3 separate regions of the Homo sapiens genome follow, and regions 1 and 2 are each linked to region 3. The links are chromatin contacts, found by Hi-C or POLR2A ChIA-PET in ENCODE. All regions are on one chromosome and are shown on one strand. The core of a region is the stretch at or near the end of the contact, and the rest is flanking DNA. Distances in the headings are between cores, read along the strand shown.

Region 1 (4,857 bases), core at 2,242-4,741, 81 kb after region 3:
GTTGATGGAAATTTGGATTGTCCCACTTCTTGGTTATGAATGTTGCTACACTAAACATTTGTGGACACATTTTTGTGTGGACATATGTTTTTATTTTTCTGGATTATGTACTCAGGAATGGAATTGCTGCCTTAATATGGCAACTCTGTTTAGCTTTTTGAGGAACTGCCAAACTGTTTACCAAAGTGGTTGTACCATTTTCTGTTTTGTTCAGCAGTATATAAAGGGTCCAATTTCTTCGCATTTTGGCTATCACTTGTTATTACATGTCTTTCTGATGATAGTCATTGTAGTGAGTGTGAAGTATTTCATTATGGCTTTGATTTTTCTCAGATGACTAATGATATTGAGCATCTTTTCATATAGTTTTTGATCATTTACATATCTTCTTTGGAGAAATGTCTATTCAAATCCTTTGCCCATGTTTTAATTGGGTTATTTATCTTTTAATTATTGAGTTGTAAGGGTTCTTTAGATATTCTAGATATAATTTTCTTGCCAGATATAATTTGCAAATATTTTCTCCCATTCAGAGTGTTGTTTTTTCACTTCATTGATCTTGTCTTTGAAGCAGAAAAGTTTTTAATTTTGATGAAGAAGTCCAAGTTATCTATTTTTTCTTTCTTTTTTTTATTTGTTTGTTTTTTTGTGACACAGTCTTGCTCTGTCGCTGAGGCTGGAGTGCAGTGGCGTGATCTTGGCTTTTGCAACCTCCACCTCCTGGGTTAAAGCAATTCCCCTGCCTCAGCCTCCCAAGTAGCTGGGACTGCAGGTGTGTGCCACTACACCTCGCTAATTTTTGTATTTCTTTTTTTTTAGTAGAGATAGGGTTTTGCCATGTTGTCCAGGCTGGTCTCGAGCTCCTGACCTAAGGTGATCTGCCTGCTTCCACCTCCCAAAGTACTGGGATTACAGGCGTGAGCCACTGTGCCCAGCCCGTTGTGTTTTTGGTGTCGTATTTAAGAAATCATTACCAAGACGAATATTTAGCTCCAAGTTTTATTTTACTTTATTATTTATTTATTTGTTTATTTTTTGAGGTGGAGTCTTGCTCTGTCTCACACTCACTGGAGTGCAGTGGCATGATCTTTGCTCACTGCAACCTCCACCTGCCTGGTTCAAGCAATTCTTCTGCCTCAGCCTCCCAGGTAGCTGGAACTACAGGTGCATGCCACCACACCCAGCCAATTTTTGTATTTCTAGTATTGATGGGGTTTCACCATGCTGGCCAGGCTGGTCTTGAACTCCCGACCTCAGGTGATCCACCTGCCTCGGCCCCGCAAAGTGCTGGAATTACAGATGTGAGCCACTGCGCCTGGCCATGTTTTCTTTTAAAAGTTGTATAGTTTTAGTTCTTACATTTAAGTCTTTCATCCATTTTGAATTAATTTTCGTCGGTAGTGTGAAGTAGAGAGTATTAAGTTTTAAATTTCATTTTCCACATTTGTTAATATGACATATAAATATAGTAGATTTTTTTGTGTTTTATCTTGACTTCTGTGACCTTGCTGAATTTATTAGTTTTAAGAGTTTTTGGTACATTCCTTGAGATTTTCTATACAGACAATTATGTTACCTGCAAATAGGGATGGTTTTCTTTCTTTTCCAATCTGTATGTCCTTTTTTCTGCTTGTATCTTGTATCTGCTCTTAGCGGGAGGCATTCAGTTTTTCATCATTAAGTGTATTGTTAGCTGTGGGGTGGTTTTTCAGATGCTCTTTGTTAGGGTTAGGACGTTTACATTCATTTCTAGTTTGCTGTGAACCTTTATCATGAATGGATGTAATATTTTGTTATATGGCTTTTCTGCATCTATTGATAAGATCATATGATCTTTTTTCTTTTTTTCTTTTCTTTTCTTTTTTTTTTTTTTTTGAGACGGAGCCTCACTCTGTCGCCCAGGCTGGAGTGCAGTGGCGTGATCTCGGCTCACTGCAACCTCTGCCTCGTGGGTTCAAGCGATTCTCCTGCCTCAGCCTCTCAAGTAGCTGGGACTACAGGTGCGTGCCACCTCGCCTGGCTAATTTTTGTATTTTTAGTGGAGACGGGGTTTCACCATATTGGCCAGGCTGGTCTCGAACTCCTGACCTCGTGATCTGCCCTCCTCAGCTTCCCAATGTGCTGAGATTACAGGCATGAGCCACCAGGCCTGGCTGAGCTTTCTTCTTTTGCCTGTTTGCAGTGTTTTTTTTTTTTTTTTTGATATCAACAAGGACAAGATCATTGACAGTGATGTTTGTCTACAGCTGGTTTTCTCAACTTTGGCACTATTGACATGTTTTGGGCCAGGTAATACCTTACTGGGAGGGCTCTCTTGTGCAGTGTATCTATACATGCCATTAGCACTGCCTTCCCCACCCCACCAAGTTGAGATAACCAAAAATTCCTACAGGCATTGCTACATCTCCCCATGGAACAAATCTCTCCTTGTTGAGAACTACTGATCTATATCTTTACTAATTTTCTTAGTCTAGTTTTATCATTTGCTGAGAGAAAAGTGTAAAATCTTCAACTGTGATTCTGGAATTGTCTATTTCTCTTTTTAATGCTATCAATTTCTGTGAAGGTTTTATTGGTACATGCACTTTTTTTTTGTTACCATTTCTTCATGATGTCATGATGAATTGAACCTTTTATCCATATGGAATGTCCTTCTGTAGCTCAGATATTATTTGTTCTGAAGTTTATTTTTATTTGATTTTTTTATTTCTTATTTTTTTGAGATAGAGTCACACTCTGTTGCTCCTGCTGGAGTGCAGTGGCATGATGTCGGCTCACTGCAACCTCCACCCACCGGGTTCAAGCAACTCTTGTGCCTCAGTCTCCTGAGTAGCTGGGATTACAGGCACGTGCCACCACGCCTGGCTAATTTTGTATTTTTGGTAGAGACGGGGTTTCACCATGTTGGCCAGGCTGGTCTCAAACTCCTGACCTGAAATGATCCACACGCCTTGGCCTCCCGAAGTGCTGGGATTACAGGCATGAGCCACCGCGCCTGGCCTATTTTTATTTGATATTGATATAGCTACTCCAACCTTTTCATATTTACAGTTTGCAGAGTGTATTTCTTTCCAGTTAATTTCAAACATCTGTGTCTTTATAATTAAAGTTTTTTTTTTTAGCAGATAATATACAGTGGGGTCTTATTTTTTTATATCTATTCTGCTAGTGTTAGCCTATAAATTAGATTATTTAGTTCATTAACATTTGAGGCATTTATTATTTATTGGTATGGCTAGGTTGAGTGAGCCATTTTATTATTTGTTTTCTGCTTTTCATTTGTCTGTTCCTCCTTACTTCCTTTGTATTGTTTGATTTTTTTTGTTTTGTTTTTAGAATTCCACTGTAATTTTTTTTTTCGTTATTTTCTTTTAGTGCTTGCTCTATAGACTACAATATACATCTTTGAAGTTTCTTAATGTTACCATTTTACTACCTCTCAAAATGTGGCAACCTGTCTAGGTCCATCTTAGGACTGCTTACTATTGGATTTGTTTTTTGTTTGTTGGTTTGTTTTTTCTCTTTCTTTGAACGCTAACATTAGTTCAAATACAGTAAAACCAAAGTAAAAGAGTGTTACTGATATTAAGAGCAATAACTTCTTAGGGCATAACGAGAGGTTTCCTGGATGTAAGGTGATAACGTGGATTTGGGTTGCTAGTTTATTTTCTGTTTTATTTTCACTTTTGATAGCTGAGGGTTTTTTTTTTTTTTAAGCTTTCTGTTTTTCTTTTCCTGTAGATGAGCTTTTGCACTAGTGTTTCATTCTTAGACATTGGTTGTTCAAAGAAAATTTTTAGGTATTACAGATTATGACCTATTCTAAATATTAGCTGAAGTAGTTTTATTGTTTTAACGACTTAATAAGAAATTTAAGTCTAGCTTTAACTTCTTTATAACTGTTATCACATGGTTGCTGAAGAAAAATTGATCCTTCCCTTGATCTCATTGTTACATTATTGAACTCTTTGTGTATGTGTTGATTTAGTTCTTTTGTTTATTAGGTGATGCAGTTAACAATACTGGGAGATAGCTCTGTAGTTCTTTCTGTTGAGAGTTGTGTATGTCTATGCATACAATCACAATTCCTGGTTGGATTTAATTAAAAACTTTAATTTTTGTTTTTTAGTGTTGTTCACAAGCTTAGTGACTTTAAGAAAAAAATCAGGTTTTGTATTTTTTCTTTTCCCTTTGGAGTTAAACTTTAAAACTCTTTAAATCTCTTGACAAGTTGCCTTACAGTGTGTCTTGTTTTAAGTAAATGTGTCTGTGCGTATTTGGAATTTGCGAGTTACTTTAGTAGCTTAATTTGCTCTGAAAAAGTATTCTTGACTTACCACGAATTTATGTAAGACTTCATTAAATATCAAGATCCATTAAAAGCTTATAAGTAATTTGCAAGAGTTGAAGTTATGCATATTTTAAAATTATTACATCTAGTGCCAAAAATCAAGCATATTAGTATTGTAGTTCTTGTTTGGTAAGGAAAAAGAATTTATAATTATGCCTTTAATTCACAGAGAAAATCAATGATATGCTGGTGGAAATAGCCAGCAGGCAGCTGGAAATGTGAGTCTAGGTTCAAGGGAAAGATGGTAGTTAGAAAAATAAAAATGGAAAGTTTTCCTCTAATAGGTGGTCGTTGAAACTGTGGAAGTAGATTCATGTGTGAAAGCCCAGTATGAGAGGAGGTCTAAGATTGAACGTTTAGAAGCAGCAACATTTAAGGAGCCAGTTGTCAATTGAAATGTGTACAGTTCAGTCTTTAAATTTAATGTCAGCAATATACGAGAAAGAGTAGAAGAAACATATTGTGATGACTAGCAGTTTCTTTTTAAAAAATAGCAAATAATGGTA
Region 2 (4,918 bases), core at 48-2,547, 75 kb before region 3:
GTGACAGAACTGGCCTGGAATCTTTTCCCGTTTTCTCCAGTTCTTTGTAAGAATTCCCAACAGAAAACACGATTCAAGAGTCAATGTGGGTGCTTTGGCTTGGTTATTCCCTAAGATATATTTCCTTGAGAAGAATCGTATATCATCAGAATCATTGTAAAAGGGTATACAAGAGGATCCTTAAAGAATGGAGAGGAAGCCCCGGTGCTTCTCAAGCTTGGTAGATCATTGACACCTAGCAGTAAATGTAGGGAGGCTTCTAAGGAGGTAAGATCGAGAGCCGGAAAACAGGGGCTGCTTGCTGGTGGTTAATTGTTCACCAGCTTCAGAAGACAAGGCTGGGAGGACAGCAGGGGAGTGAAACATTGACCAGTTCTAATTTAGATGCAGGAATGTGTGAGGGAGGCACAGAAAGGTCGGCACCTGAGACAGCTCCCATGGGCAAAATTCCTCTCCCAGAGACTGGGAAAGGAACAGGGAATGTGCTCAGAGAAGAAAGGGCTGCTGGCCTCAGAATGCATTTATTTTGCCAACTCCTACAGCCATTTCTAGGGCCTACAACAACAACAAAATGATGAGGGCATGTTTGACTTTTACAACACACCAAACTCTGTTAAATTTTGGAGACCTGGGACCAAGAAGTAAGGGATAGATAAAACAAAAATGAGTTAAATAAGATACTGCGCTTGCATTGGAGCCAAACTGGAAAATGCGAACTGGACTTGAAGGCTCTTGGACCTGGGTTCAATTCTTGGCTCCACCTAGCCACTTAATCCTAGGCAATTCAGTGACTCTCAGTTTACTCAACTGGAAAAGAAAAGTAATGAAACTTATCTCCAAGAGTTGTTATAGTGATTACATGATAATGAGGAAGCTCCTGAGTCCTGGTGCAATCAATATTGAGTTGAAGAGTAGGAAAGACTACATTGTTTAAAATGGTCCAAGGGCTCCCCAAAACCTTTAGTGAACGGTTCAGTATGGCTTCCTTTCCTCCAAGAGCCCAGCTTATTTCCACAGCTTCCCTCCTACCCTCTGCCTCTTCACCCCTACCTAACCGGGGTCAGCTTCTGATTTGTGACACTTTTAGAATCAACATCCTGATTGCTGAGACTCAGTATTTCATTCTGTAACATTTTCTGAAGAAGACTTTAACTCACCGAGGGGAGTTGACCCTTCAAAGGCCCTTCTTTAGCACAAGCCGCCAAGCTACCTTTTCCGCGGTTAGCCCTTGGCCCTGTGGGGGTGAGCTTGATCACCCCAGACATCACTTGACAAGGAGCATGTTGCATTTCTCTTAAAACACAAAACAAAAATTTGCTGGCTGGCTGCCCAGTTTCTGTTACATAGACCCAGATTAAATTTCTCTTGGACTGGTTTGTAGAGCCCCTGGATGCTGGACTGAAAAGTGATTTATGTTTTCTCTTGGCAGGGAATTACCCAAGTGAAAACTGCATTGAAAATTAACTGTTTAACTGGAGTGTGTGTGTGTGTGTGTGTGTGTGTGTGTGTGTGTCGTTTACATTTATATGCATGCCCTAGTCTGGTCCGATTGATAAGCTGCTTCTCATTGGCTGACAAGCTTTAGAAACAGAAAATCAAGAGCCAGGAAAAGGGACTTATAAATATGCCAACCTTAATAGTAGCAGGGTTGCCATGATTAAGTTTTAAATTTGATTCTGAACTCCCTGGCAATCAAGGCAAAAATGAAAACATAATCAGGCATGTAGCTCTCAATAACAGAAAGGAAGGCCCTCCTGACCCTTCTTGAAAGTATTCAGAATATTACAATAATAACAACTGTCATTTACTGAGCACTCTCTATGTACCAAGAGCATATTTTGTGCTTGTAACAACCAAACAAATTAGTTTTTTCTTTTATGGTTGAAAAAATTAGGCTTACAGAGGTGATGACTTTTGTAAGACTTTCCAGTTAGTAGCAGTTGAAACCTGAATTACTATCCAAGTATATCTGACTCCAGCTACTAACCAACACTGTCTTTCCAGCCTGTGATAGACATGTCTTCAGTAACGTTTTCATAGCAAATGTGCTACTTTTAATGGCTGTTTGACCTTCAAGTAGAAATTTCAAAATTTGGGGGTTTGTTTCGTGTCATATTCAAACTGAAAATGAGTTGAGTGACTGAGCCTCAGAGCTTTGCTCCATCCCCTTTCCCATCAGAAAGTAAAGAATAAAACTAAATATATATTGAGTCTACCATGCTAGGTGCCCTACATTCATTTCTTTATTTAAACTTCACCCAAGGCCGGATGCAGTGGCTCACACCTGTAATCCCAGCACTTTGGGAGGCCGAGGTGGGTGGATCACCTGAGATCAGGAGTTCGAAACCAGCCTGACCAATATGGTGAAACCCCGTCTCCACTAAAAATACAAAAATTAGCCGGGCGTGGTGCCGTGCACCTGTAGTCCCAGCTACTTGGGAGGCTGAGGCAGAAGAATCACTTGAACCAGGGAGGCAGAGGTTACAGTGAGCCAAGATCGCACCACTGCACTCCAGACTAGGTGACAAGAACGAGACTGCATCTCACAAAAATAAATAAATAATAAAATATAAATAAACTTCACCCTAAAAAAAAGTGTGACTTAGAGTCCTAATAAAAGATTTTTGGTTACCAGTTGCAAGACCCACCTGAAAGAGTTTAAATAAAGGGGTACCCATAATTATAAATAATGTGTATCTGGAAGAACTCAAGGGCGGGAAGTGTGGCTGAGCTTCATAAGAGAGACAAGGAGCAGAAACTGGGAAGTCAGAACACTGACTGGACCTACTTCTCCAGGGGGTATTGTCTTTTGACCCTGCTTCTCTATGCATCTCTTATGTTGGGGTGAACCTTCTTGTTTCCAAGTACAAAAACCTCCATTAGGGTTACACTCCTGGATTTTGGTTCATGAATTTGGGGAAAGGACCAAGCACTCATAGTTCAACTGTTTCCCCTCGCATTTTTCCCCTCCATCTACGTGGGGCAGCCTCTGGCTATTCAGGGTTGTCTATGAAAAGTCTGTCTCATTATGTGTTCAGCATTGCCACACTAAACTATGTTTATCTGCAAAAAGCTCATGCGTTACTCCTCCTCTGCCATAACCTCATGAATCCCTTAATTGGTTTGGAAGTGAGGCAAGGAAAGGGGAGGTTACTTATTGGGCCCCCTCAAACTCCAACATGTAGTCAGATAGGGTTACCCAGTCATGCTGTCACCCCCACTTCCCAGATCAAGAATTAACAGAACCTCTGGATTCTATTCTTAAGGATTTTTTAGATTCTGACTGAGCTAACTTGAGTCAGTCCACCATGGGTCCAATCAGCTTTGCCAGGGGCCTGGAGTCACGTGGTGCAGAGAGGAGGAGAGTAGTCAGAGGGAAAGAATCAAGGGCTAAGCAGATACCTCAAGGTTTCTATTATAGGCAGGCGTTGTCATCTCCTGTTCACCAGTGGAGAAATTGCATCTTAGGGAGAAGACAGTCTCACAGCTAATATCAGAGCTAAAATTCATACCGAGGTCTGATTGACTCTAAAGGTTATGTTCCTAACACAGTTATAAGATCTCAGAAGCTGACCCTGAGCTGGCATTCTCCAGTTGGCATTGAGTAGAATAACTGGCATCGTGTAAACTAGCCCAACAGTAATACTGATAAGAAAGCAGAGCTAAGATTTTACCTTCTCATTTTTTAAATTTTTTTTTAGATTTTAAAAATGAGACGGGGTATCACTATATTGCCCAGTCTGGTCTTGAACTCCTAAGCTCAAGCAGTCCTCCCACCTTGACCTCCCAATGTGCTGGGATTACAGGCATAAGCCACTGTGCCCGGCCTTACCTTCTAATTTTTAGTGACATCTTCTTTTCCTTTCTCCTTCTGAACTACCCTAGAAATATGAGCGGCAAAGACTAATAAAAAGAATACTAGGCCGGGCGTGGTGGCTCACGCCTGTAAGCCAGGGGAGGCTGAGGCAGGAGGATCACTTGAGGTCAGGAGTTTGAGACCAGCCTGCACCTGTAGTCCCAGCTACTCAGGGGCTGAGGCTTAAACCCAGGAGGTGGAGGTTGCAGTGAGCTGAGATTGCACCACTGCACTCCAGCCTGGGTGACAAGAGAGAAACTCCGTCTCAAAAAAAAAAAAAGTATACTGTACTTGGTCCCAGAAAGTCTCCACTTACAAGCTCCATGTCCTTAAAACACACAGATATTAAGCTCTTTGATCATCATTCAGTTTTTTCATTTATTTAGCCTACATAGATGTATGTATGTATATGTATATATGTATATGTTAATGTAATATATATTAAGCATATGTATTATATACTTATAATACATATTATACATAAATATATGTATATGTTAATATATATTAAGCATATGTATTACAAATATTTTATACTTATAAATATATATGTATTATATATAAGTATATGTATTTATTATATACTTATACATATGTTTAATACATATTACATTAACATAAATATACTTACATAAGTATATAATACATATGTTTAATATTGCATTACATTAATATATATATAAATCTATAATACATATGCTTAATATATATTAATGCCAGGCTGGGTGTGGTGGCTCACACCTGTAATCCCAGCACTTTGGGAGGCTGAGGCAGGCAGATCATGAGGTCAGGAGATCGAGATCATCCTGGCTAACACAGTAAAACCCCATCTCTACTAAAAATACAAAACATTAGCCGAGCGTGGTGGCAGACACCTATAGTCCCAGCTACTTGGGAGGCTGAGGCAGGAGAATGGCTTGAACCCAGAAGACGGAGCTTGCAGTGAGCCGAGATCGCGCCACTGCACTCCAGCCTGGGCGACAAAGCAAGACTCTGTCTCAAAAAAAAAAAAAAAAAAAAAAAAAAAAAAAATTGGCAAGACATATACAGCATATAATACAT
Region 3 (4,788 bases), core at 1,071-3,570:
GGGACTTCCAGGCTATAGGTAAATTTAAACATTTCTGGTTGACAATTGGTTGAGTTTACCTAAAGACCTGGGATCGTAGAAAGAAAATGTTCAGGTTAAAAATAAAAGATTGTGGAGACCAAGGTTCTTTTAAGTCTTATAGTGGCTGCCCTGAGAGACAATAGACAAATGTTTCCTATTCAGATCTTCAAAAGGTGCTAGACTTTTAGTTAATCTCTAGGATTGGGAGAACCTGGAAGAAAATGATCTAGCTATGTTAACAGAGATTCTCTACAGATGCAAATTTTCCCCACAGAGGACAGCTTTGCAGGAACAATTCAAGATATGGCAAAGAAACATGTTCTGGGGTAAAATATATTTATTTTCCTCCTTGTCTCATAATGTTATGCCAGATTCAGGTTGGAAAGCAAGTCACGCTATATAGGGTTAAATAAAACCCATCTGATGAGAATTTATGATTTCTAGGGCATGACTCCCCAGACTCCTTAGATAGGAATTGGGGCAAGATTAAAAAATCAAAGTTTAGTCCTCAGTTTCCCATTTGGTTCTCTTTCCCTTACATATAAACGCAGGCTATAATAACCTGAGCTACTTTAGAAAAGTTTATTTTTATTTATTTATTTATTTATTTATTTTTGAGACGGAGTCTTGCTCTTTCACCCAGGCTGGAGTGCAATGGTATGATCTCCGCTCACTGCAATCTCCGCCTCCCGGGTTCAAGCTACTCTGCTGCCTCAGCCTCCCGAGTAACTGGGCCTACAGGCACATGCTACCATGGCTGGCTAAGTTTTTGTATTTTTAGTAGAGACAGGGTGTCACCATGTTGGCAAGGCTGGTCTCCAACTCCTGACCTTGTGATCCACCCACCTCGGCCTCCCAAAGTGCTGGGATTACAGGTGTGAGCCACCATGCCCCGCCTAGAATAGGCTTTTTACAAATTATTTTTTGGGGCCGGGCATAGTGGCTCACGCCTGTAATTCCAGCACTTTGGGAGGCCGAAGTGGGTGGATCACATGAGGCTGTGAGTTCAAGACCAGCCTGACCATAATGGAGAAACCCCATCTCTACTAAAAAAATACAAAATTAGCCGGGCGTGGTGGCTCATGCCTGTAATCCCAGCTACTTAGGAGGCTGAGGCAGGAGAATTGCTTGAACCTGGGAGGTGGAGGTTGTAGTGAGCTGGGATTGCTCCATTGCACTCCAGCCTGGGCAACAAGAGCGAAACTCCGTCTCAAAAAAAAAAAAATTATTTTTCTCCCCAGCACTTCGCATATACCTAACACACAATAAGGACTCAAGAAAAGTTTGTTATACTCCATACTCCACTATTGTCTCATGTAAAGTAAATATATAACATTCATAATTTCATGTGTTATCTTCCCAATGAGGCTGTGAATTACATCTATGGATACCCACTCTGCACTTAACATATGCAAAATGAATAAGTGACAACCCCAACCCTCACCATTGGCTCCTTAGAACTGAAAATAATGGCAGTTGCAGTGTTTAAGGGCAACATGAATGGGCCACCTTTGGCCCGCCTGGTCAGTCTCATCTGTGTGTGATGGCAGCAGCATTTCTATGGAGCTCAGGCCTCAACATTGGGCTGTCTCTGTCCCTTTATTTACTCTGCAACCTTGAAACAGCAGCACAGGTGGTAAGAGAGCTAAGAACAGCATGATCAAGACAAAGGAAAAGGGCAAAATTTTGAGAGGAAGAAGAGGAAAGCTTTAGAATATTCATTTTTTTCTTTTTCCTCTCTCCATTCTCCATAACTCAATCAAGGGGATCTGGAAGAAACCACTTCCTGTCTTCCTGCCTTCCATTTCAAGTTTCTGAAGCTTCTTCAAATTTGTTCTCTCTCTCTCTCTCGCCTGCAGGTCATAGCCGTGCCTGGGAGAACCTTCTCTTCAACTCTGCCGCACCACTGTCAAGCTCACCTTTCTTCTAAGGTTTTATTTTAGAGTTAACATCCTCCAAAAAGCCTTCCTCAGGAGTTGAAGGTGCCCCTAATATCACAGCCATGGCATCCTGTACACTGGACCTTATTGTCTGTCTGCCTGTTGTACCTTGTATGAGTCTATAAGCAAAACCTATAAGAAGCCACATCTGGCTATTCTATGTACTCAAAAAATAATTGGCAAGTGAAAGAATGAGGAAAAGGAGAAAAAATTCAGAAGGCCCCTACCCCTTCCAATGGGTCAAGTCAGGAATTTCCTACCTGCATGTGATTCCCTGTGTCCTAGAGGGTTTTATTTACTCCTCAGACCTTGGAAACTGTTAACCAGAGTCTCTGTTTGGAGATCTTATCTGTGTGCTTCTCCATGGGTGTTGTTTCCCTGTCTCTGCAGCCATGCATTCCTCAGCTCTTTAAGTGGTGGAGCCTGTCTGCCTGGATAGAGTGCAAAAGCTACAGTGTAATCTTGCTTTCTTTCAGGGCCACTGACCAGAGGAAATAAAAACTGGACTGATTGGGCTCTCCTGATGTAGACCAGCCAGTGGCCCTCTAAGTTTCCTTCTATGTTTAAAATTCCTTATCTGACATTGCTAGCTGATCAGCAGGCCCACAGGTCAGCTGAGGGCTTATCTCCAGGGCTGGAGCTTCAAAGAGATACATGCACACGACTCCCCTGGGTCAGATGGGCTGTGTCACAGTGAGTTGGGGATAATTTGGGATCAGTCAACATAACACACATAACACAACCCATTAATTTTTTTTTTCAAAAAGCGAAGTTTATTTTACTTTTTCCCATTATGAAAGTCATCAATGCTCATTATAGAAAATTTGGCAAATAACAAAAAGTGGAAAGAAAAAAATTCCTTAATAATTTAGTATATTTGATATATTCATCCTTAATCCTTAATCTTTTACTATGTTATATCTTTAATAGTTGTGATGATATACTTTTTGTAATAAATATATATTTGTGTTGTGGCTTTTTTAAAATTTAAAAACATAACAAATATTTCCCCAAATTTCTATATTGTTTGGGTAAACAATTTTAATAGCTGCATAATTGTTTATATATAGCATAGTTTATTTAACTGTTTACTCGCTGTTAAGTATTTAGGTAGTTTTCAATATTTTTCTTTCTTTTTTTTTTTTTTTTGTGATGGAGTCTTGCTCTGTTGCCCAGGCTGGAGTGCAGTGGCACAGTCTGAGCTCACTGCAACCTCTGCCTCCCCAGGTTTAAGCAATTCTGCCTCAGCCTCCCGAGTAGGTGGAATTACACGTGCCTGCCACCATGCCTGGCTAATTTTTTGTATTTTTAGTAGAGATAGGGTTTCACCATGTTGGCCAGACTGGTATCGAACTCCTGACCTCAGGTAATCCACCCACCTTGGCCTCCCAAAGTGCTGGGATTACAGGCATGAGCCACTGCAACTGGCCAGCCCCATCTTCTTTTGTGCTGGCCTTACAAAGCTTTATAGCATGGTAAGAGGCAGTGGTATAGTGGTTAAGAGAAAGAAATATAGCATCAGACACACTTAAGTTTGTGTGCGTCTCAGCTTTGCTATTTGTCTGACCTTGGTGAACTTACTTCCCTGAGATTCACTTTTCGTATTTCTAAAATAAAATAGGAGTAGCAATAACAGTACCCGCAACAATCCAAATATCCATTACCTGATGAATGGACAAACAAAATATGATACATTCATACAATGGCATATTACTCAATTATTAAAAGGAAGTATGATAGGCCGGGCGCGGTGGCTCACACCTGTAATCCCAGCACTTTGGGAGGCCGAAGCAGGTGGATCACCTGAGGTTGGGAGTTCGAGACCAGCCTGACCAACATGGAGAAACCCTGTCTCTACTAAAAATACAAAATTAGCTGGGCGTGGTGGTGCGTGTCCGTAATCCTAGCAACTCGGGAGGCTGAGGCAGAATTGCTTGAATCCGGGAGGCAGAGGTTGCGGTGAGCTGAGATCGTGCCATTGCACTCCAGCCTGGTCAACAAGAGCAAAACTGTCTAAAAAAAAAAAAAAGGAAGTATGATATATACCACAATAGAGATAAACCTTGAAAACATTATGCTAAGTGAAAGAAGCCAGGCACCAAAGATCATATATTTTATTCCATTTAGATGAAATGTACAGAATAGGCAAATCTATAGAGACAGAAAGGAGATTAGTGGTTGCTTAGAGTTTGGGAAGATGGGGAAAGTGAGGGATGATAACTAAAGAATATGAAGTTTCTAGTTAAGACTTGCATGGTTTACACTGATTGATGGTGCTAAAGTTGTGTGCCTGCATCTTTGTTGCAAGGGAGACTGGGAATTTGAGTTCAATTTTTCTAAATTGAGAAATTTGCCACTTAAATATGAAAATTTTAGGCCAGGCACAGTGGCTCATGCCTGTAATCCCAGCACTTTGGGAGGCCGAGGCAGGTGGATCACGAGTTCAGGAGTTCAAGACCAGCCTGGCCAAGATGGCGAAACCCCGTCTCTACTAAAAATACAAAAAATTAGCCGGGCGCGGTGGCAGGCGCCTGTAATCCCAGCTACTCGGGAGGCTGAGGCAGGAGAATCGCTTGAACCCGGAGGGGCGGAGGTTGCAGTGAGCCGAGATTGCGCCACTGTACTCCAGCCTGGGCAATAGAGTGAGTGAGACTCCATCTCAAAAAAAAGAAAAGAAAAAAAGAAAAAAGAAAATTTCTCCTAACATAGAAACGTTAATCAAAAGACAATGGGCAGTCGTGACTATAGTCAGATGCCTACAACAAGGACAAAGCATAGACTCCTAGAAAACCCAGCATCATAGGGGCCAACAGGGGAAGAGGATCCA

Evidence for each region. A loop is a pair of places that touch in the nucleus more often than their neighbours do. ChIA-PET counts read pairs that join two places held with the same protein, here RNA polymerase II (POLR2A). Pooled maps may share reads with other maps.
Region 1: a map of heart left ventricle shows a loop between it and region 3 (2.0-fold over the local background). The contact joins two enhancer-like sites. A Hi-C loop is called at or near these places in 12 of 168 maps with a recorded cell type or tissue (CD8-positive, alpha-beta T cell, Caco-2, Calu3 and 8 more), 1 of 37 single-sample maps with no recorded cell type and 11 of 50 pooled maps. POLR2A ChIA-PET finds 5 or more read pairs at or near these places in 4 of 52 experiments (Caco-2, Panc1, WTC11 and 1 more).
Region 2: a map of Caco-2 shows a loop between it and region 3 (5-fold over the local background). The contact joins two enhancer-like sites. A Hi-C loop is called at or near these places in 2 of 168 maps with a recorded cell type or tissue (Caco-2 and endothelial cell of umbilical vein) and 7 of 50 pooled maps. POLR2A ChIA-PET finds 5 or more read pairs at or near these places in 5 of 52 experiments (Caco-2, HepG2, OCI-LY7 and 2 more).

What each region holds. Positions count from the first base shown.
Region 1 is chr11:87,077,985-87,082,841 of GRCh38, forward strand. The region is part of intron 3 of TMEM135 (transmembrane protein 135); the gene reads left to right. Among named protein-coding and RNA genes, the nearest start is that of TMEM135, 42 kb to the left of the region's middle. RefSeq lists an enhancer at 4,839-4,857. Within about 2 kb of position 3,492, at least 4 of the 41 ENCODE cell types and tissues checked have a DNase peak (open chromatin) inside an H3K27ac peak, as active enhancers do.
Region 2 is chr11:86,923,819-86,928,736 of GRCh38, forward strand. The region is part of intron 1 of PRSS23-AS1 (PRSS23 antisense RNA 1); the gene reads right to left. It also overlaps a transcript of PRSS23 not described here. Among named protein-coding and RNA genes, the nearest start is that of PRSS23-AS1, 12 kb to the right of the region's middle. RefSeq lists an enhancer at 1,169-1,463. Within about 2 kb of position 1,298, at least 6 of the 41 ENCODE cell types and tissues checked have a DNase peak (open chromatin) inside an H3K27ac peak, as active enhancers do.
Region 3 is chr11:86,997,996-87,002,783 of GRCh38, forward strand. FZD4-DT (FZD4 divergent transcript) reads left to right here. Exons shown (of 3, transcript NR_038905.1): 3 at 1,881-2,955. Among named protein-coding and RNA genes, the nearest start is that of TMEM135, 38 kb to the right of the region's middle. Within about 2 kb of position 2,321, at least 3 of the 41 ENCODE cell types and tissues checked have a DNase peak (open chromatin) inside an H3K27ac peak, as active enhancers do.